2 separate regions of the Homo sapiens genome follow, and region 2 is linked to region 1. A link is an interaction called in ENCODE POLR2A ChIA-PET data of the cell type or tissue named here. Cell type or tissue: GM12878. All regions are shown on one strand. Each heading gives the region's core, and the rest is flanking DNA. Links, peaks and the distances in the headings are about the cores only.

Region 1 (2,917 bases), core at 193-2,692:
TGGGTAAAGCCTGTGTTTGCATTTCCTGAGGAGATGGTTCTCCGGCAGCTGCCACAGATGCTCAGTTGTCTTGGTGCATCTCTTCGTGCAGTGAGTGGAGTAGAGACACCAGAGGATTGTTAAGTAACTGGTCCAGCCAGGGTCTTTGGCCAGTGGCCTTTCCAGGCAGTGTTCTGTTTTTAATTTAACTTCCTAGGTAGTCTTCCTCTTTTTGGGCAAACTCCCAAATGCCCACTAACTAGCTCTTTTGTCTCTGTAGCTATTATGTTTCTCGTGGCAAGTGGACACTCCAGGCTCCGATAAGCTGGATAACTTTGCATCAGTTTTGAGGAAATGTAAACAGAATGTCAGGGTGAGCCGTGTCGACTGGATCCAGAGTTCTGAGGGCATCTATTGTAGCCACGCTGAGAGGCCTTGTTTCTGACCAGTCTGAGTTGGATTCAATCTCTGTCCCGTACTGCAAGGTCCCATTGCAGTGTTCCCTATACCTACCATCATGGTCCCCCTTCTCTGTTATGTCTTTTTTTTTGAAACAGAGTTTACTCTTGTCACCCAGGCTGGAGTGCAGTGGCACACGCTCAGCTCACTGCAACCTCCACCTCCTGGGTTCAAGTGATTTTCCTGCCTCAGCCTCCTGAGTAGCTGGGACTACAGGCATGCATCACCACGCCTGGCTAATTTTTGTGTTTTTTTTTTTTTTTTCAGTAGAGACGGGGTTTTCCCATGTTGGCCAGGCTTGTCTCGAACTCCAGGCTTCACATAGTGGCTCCTCTCTATCTATTGCATGCAGATAATATGCCTGCCTCGGCCTCCCAAAGTGCTGAGATTACAGGCATGAGCCACTGCACCTGGCCCTATGTTATGTTTATTTCATATTTGACTTGAGAGAATCTGTTCTCCAGAAATTACTGTAATCTTTAGAGACACACACATGAAACATTTAAGTCATGATGCAAGGCAGTAGTTGATTGAATACTGACAAAGACTCCTTTGACCAAAACTTTAGTCACGCTCCTCCGGTCCTCCGCGTGAATGGGCACTACCTTGGGCTTCTCTTTGTATTATTGTTGAATCCAGTTGAAGCAAAAATCCTGTTAAAATCAGTTTAGGGAAAATTCTTCACCTGGGTATCTGACCACTCTGTCCTATCTTATCCTGGCCTGTCTTCAAGAATAATCCTATCAAATTAGCCATAAACCCCTTATCCTTGATATTTCTGTTTAGTAGTCAGTCTCCTATCCACCGGCCCCACCCTCCTCCTTGGTTATAAATCTCCACCTCTTTTGGAATCTGAGTTGGGTTCAATCTCCATCCCCCTCTGCAAGATCCCATTGCAGTGTTCCCTGTACCTACCACCATGGTCCCCCTTGAGTAAAATCTGCTTTACCATTTCTAACAAGTGTCATGAGGAATTTTTTTCAGTGATACTATTAAGGTAACAGTGCATTGAAAAGCAAGGTGAAAAAGTTCTAAAAGAGGAAGAAAGTTGAACTGAGCAGTACAGAATATAAGTGTTTGGAGTTGGAGTGGTCAGTGGCTTTGAGCTGAGCCCCAGAAAAGTGGTGGGATTAGGATAGGGAGCAAGGAGCAACAGGAGCAGCATTAGCAGAGAATGAGAACTGAAAGTAAGCAGAGTGTTCAGGGAAGAAGCCTGGCCCAACCAATGCAAGCTCTGGGTTTTGGGGCTTGCTAGAACAGATGCCTGAGTAAAGCTGTGAGAAGTCAGAAAACTTCATTTTTGGCTGGACACTTTGGACTTAGACCTATTTGTAATGTGGAATGGAGGGAGAGATCTGCATATAGTATTTTGATGAGGTTGCCTCATGGGGTGTAGTTAATTTGTTGTTTTAATAATTGGAAGTGGGAAGAGATCATAGTTTGGAGAATAGGTGTTTAAAGCTTTCTAGGTACAAGTAGTTGAAGGGCAAACCCACAGGGCATATGGGGACTTCAGAGAGTCATAACATTATGAATCAGTAAACCTTGGCAATTGGCTATAAGGTGAGAATGGATGTGTATGAAGATGCTACCCAGAGTAATATGCTGTGTTACACATATGTTGGTAAGTACGGTGCTCTGCCCCAAACATGCCCCTTTTTCTGGCTACCTCCTCTTTGTTCTTCAGGACTCAGCTCAGTCTTACCAGCCTCCTCTGACTCTTATCCACCTTTTGTATTCCTGTAGAACTCCGCATTTACCACTGTCAGGCACAAACAGTAGTGAATTTCCGTTGTTTTCCTGTCTGCCCAACTAGGCCAGAAGCTCTGTGAGGTCAGGGTTAGTAATTTTCATCCAGCACCTCCTAATATATGAGATATTCAAATGTTTGTCGGCTGCATTATGTGCCATTATATCTTCTTGCTACTTTGGGGTGTTGTGAGTAGCCATTTTAATTGATTATTACTTATCCTACTACTGTCTAGATTAGTAATTAGCCATTGCCCTGAGAGTCAGGAAAGGTGATGATGCAGATGCTGGCTTTTAGTGGGGCAGATGTTTGCAGCATACAACCACTGTATTGTGTAGCTGAAAGATAGTAACATGTATTTTGATTTTCTGATACAGTAAGTCATCCTGGGTGAGATAAATCAGCTTGATGTCAAGGTTTAAGTACTTTAGAGCCACAGAGGAGGAAATTCTGCTGAGCACTAACCCCCATACTGTGCCAAGTTCCCTGGAGAAGCAAATACAGCACTCTCAAACCCTCATTACTCAAGATCTTCAGCGGATGAAAATGGATTTCATTAGAAAGAAAATACTATTTTTACTCTTCTTTTACTTGAATAATTTTGCTTAAGAGAGTATTTATGTGTGTTTAGGTGCATCATTGTATTTTGGCCAATGCTTGCGTTCTTTATTTAGTGACTGTTGAAGTGCTTCCTCAGGGAGTTGTGTTTGAAAGCTGGAAAGTAAGCAT
Region 2 (2,917 bases), core at 133-2,632, 150 kb before region 1:
CAATACCAGCTACTCAGGAGGCTGAGGCAGGATTATTGCTTGCACCGGGGAGGCAGAGGTTGCAGTGAGCCAAGATCGTGTGGTTGCACTCCAGACTGAGTGACAGAGCGAGACTCCGTCTCAAAAAAAAAAAAAAAAAATATATATATATATATATATATGTGTAGTATGTATATATATATAAAATAAAACTATTCCTTTTTTCTGTTTTCTTTTTTTTTTCGAGACAGAGTCTCGCTCTGTCACCCAGGCTGGAGTGCAGTGGCGCGATCTTGTCTCACTGCAACCTCCGCCTCCTGGGTTCATGCCAGTCTCCTGCCTCAGCCTCCCGAGTAGCTGGGACTACAGGTGCCCGCTATCGTGCCCAGCTAATTTTTTGTTTATTTTTAGTAGAGACGGGGTTTCACCATGTTAGCCAGGATGGTCTCGATCTCCTGACCTTGTGATATGCCTGCCTGGGCCTCCCAAAGTGCTGGGGTTACAGGCGTGAGCCACCGCGCCTGGCCTATCTCTGTTTTATTTTCATATCAATAATGGACATAGAAGTTTCCCAATCCCAAAATGGAACATGGTGTGATAGAATGCAGGCTAGTAAGAATGAATGAAACACCACTCTAAGAAGAAGCAACCTACTACTAGGTTTCCATATGGCTTAAATTATATTAGTTAAACTCTTTTTGTCTTAAATGGGTTGGATAAGAATTTGTGAATGCTCCTGATTCTTTTTTTTTTCCTCCTTTTTGGTTTGTTTGTATTACTATAAATATTTCTTTTCTTTTCTTTTCTTTTTTTTTGAGACGGAGTTTTGCTCTTGTTGCCCACGCTGGAGTGCAGTAGCGCAATCTCGGCTCACTGCAAGCTCCGCCTCCTAGGTTCAAGTGATTCTCCAGCCTCAGCCTCCCGAGTAGCTGGGATTACAGGTGTCTGTCACCACGCCTGGCTAATTTTTTGTATTTTTAGTAGAGACCGGGTTTCACCATGTTGGCGAGGCTGGTCACCAACTCCTGACCTCAGGTGATCCACCCGCCTCAGCCTCCCAAAGTGCTGGGATTACAAGCGTGAGCCACCGTGCCCGGCCACCATAAATATTCTTGTAAAGCAATTGTGACTTTTCTCATTGACCATGTTGTCTGGGGATTCATTCTAGAAAACTGCTGTTTAAATATTGTGTATTGGGTATGAATTATCCTGTATTGTTCATGACTCTGACTACATTGTCTTTCTTATTGGCAATGACTGTAAGCACCATTGTTAGTGAATTTGGCTAACAGCATTTGAAGCAGATGAGATTTTAGCTCACGCCTTGATAGCTGCATTGGCTCAGTCTAAGCTAAAGCCTTATTTTCATTAAAGGGAGCAGACATGCTGAGGAAGAAGGTGCTATTTTTACATAGGGACTTTTTCTACTGAAACCACATGAGAACACTATGCTGTTAAAATGATCTCAAGCATGCTGAGTTAGCTGAAGAAACAATATGCATGTTGCCAAAATCAAAGCAGTACTATTCTGAGCCTCCTCTCTAAGGTCCTCTAGCTCTCCTTGGTGGTCATGATGAAGGGAGTAGGAGAGGAGCTGGTGAGAATGTGTAAATTACAGGTAAGTGAAGGTCACTTCCAGTTACCTAGAAGAGATTATTCAAATTCTTGGTTATTTGGTTATTGACATCAACCACTGAGATATAAGAAGTTTTATTAATTATATATTTGCATGTCACTGACATTTGTTAAGTAATTGCTTTTATTCTATATATATATATTTAAAGTAAAACCAGCATAAAACAGTATTAAGACTAACTTTAAAAATGTCAGAAACAGGCCACGTGCAGTTGCTCACACCTGTAATCCCAGTACTCTGGGAGGCCAAGTTAGGGGGATCACGCCCACCCAGGAATTTCAAGCCAGCATGGGCAACAGAACAAGACTTTGTCTATTTTAAAAATAAAATATATTTTATAAAAACAAACAAAAAACCAAAAAAAGTTAGAAACAGAAAATTTTGGCAGAAGCCCTCCAACTCCAGTTAAAACAAACAAACAAACAAACAAACAAAAACTATTAGTCTTTCTCTTTTTCTTTCTCTTTTAGAGACAGAGTCTCACTCTGTCACCCAGGCTGGAGTACAGTGGTGTGATCGTAGCTCACTGCAGCCTCGAACTCCTGGACTCAAATGATCCTCCTGCCTCAGCCTAGGACTACAGGCACACGCCAGCACATCCGGCTACGTTTTTTGATTATTCGTTTGTTTGTTTGTTTGTAGGAACAGGGCCCTGCTATGTTGCCCAGGCTGGTCTTGAACTCCTAGCCTCAAGCAGTCCTCCCTCCTTGGCCTCCCAAGGTGTTGGGATTACAGGCATAAACCACCATGCCCATCCTAAATGCTATTATTATCAGAATTTGTCATGATTGCAGACTGCCATGATTAAATATTATTATTATTTAATAATAAATTTAATATAATAAATAAATATTAAATATATGACAGGTACTATCTTAAGCATTTTACAAAATTATTTCATTAGTTCTCACAATAATATTGCAAAACAGTTCTTATCTTCATTTACAGAAAACAGTGCTTCCTTTGTGCTCCTGATAATAACTGTCATGCTATAAATTATACTCAGGTAGAAAGTAACCGAGATGGGATTCAAGCATAAGTACAAATATATGAGTATCTATCTCCAAAGCCCGTGTTCTTTCACCAGGTCATGCAGCATCTCTGAGGATGACACATACAGTTAATAAGGAAACTGCACATATAGATTCCTCTAACATAGAGCTTTTCATTCTTCACTCTCCTCCTCCCAATCCATCTTCAAAACAGTATAAATGAAAACAAGTTAAAACACACCAAAAACAGAAAAATAAAAGTCTTCTCTCTTGGTGATCTTCAATTGCTACGGGTAAATCACCATAAAAT

The links. Peaks named below come from ENCODE experiments on the same cell type or tissue, not always from the same donor. Only the 100,000 strongest peaks of a DNase experiment are listed, where the experiment ranks them.
Region 2: POLR2A ChIA-PET joins it to region 1 with 7 read pairs; 5 of 35 experiments call an interaction of 5 or more read pairs at or near these places.

What each region holds. Positions count from the first base shown.
Region 1 is chr4:128,825,847-128,828,763 of GRCh38, forward strand. All of the region lies in intron 1 of JADE1 (jade family PHD finger 1), which reads left to right. Among named protein-coding and RNA genes, the nearest start is that of JADE1, 18 kb to the left of the region's middle. RefSeq lists an enhancer at 401-450. In GM12878, for the core only: no CTCF peak of the experiment used is centred there; no DNase peak of the experiment used is centred there; H3K4me3 peaks cover 1,713 bases; H3K27ac peaks cover 2,500 bases.
Region 2 is chr4:128,673,853-128,676,769 of GRCh38, forward strand. No RefSeq gene overlaps it. Among named protein-coding and RNA genes, the nearest start is that of LINC03140, 100 kb to the left of the region's middle. RefSeq lists enhancers at 1,190-1,449, 1,540-1,629. In GM12878, for the core only: a CTCF peak has its summit at 1,539; a DNase peak (open chromatin) is centred at 1,439; H3K27ac peaks cover 1,269 bases.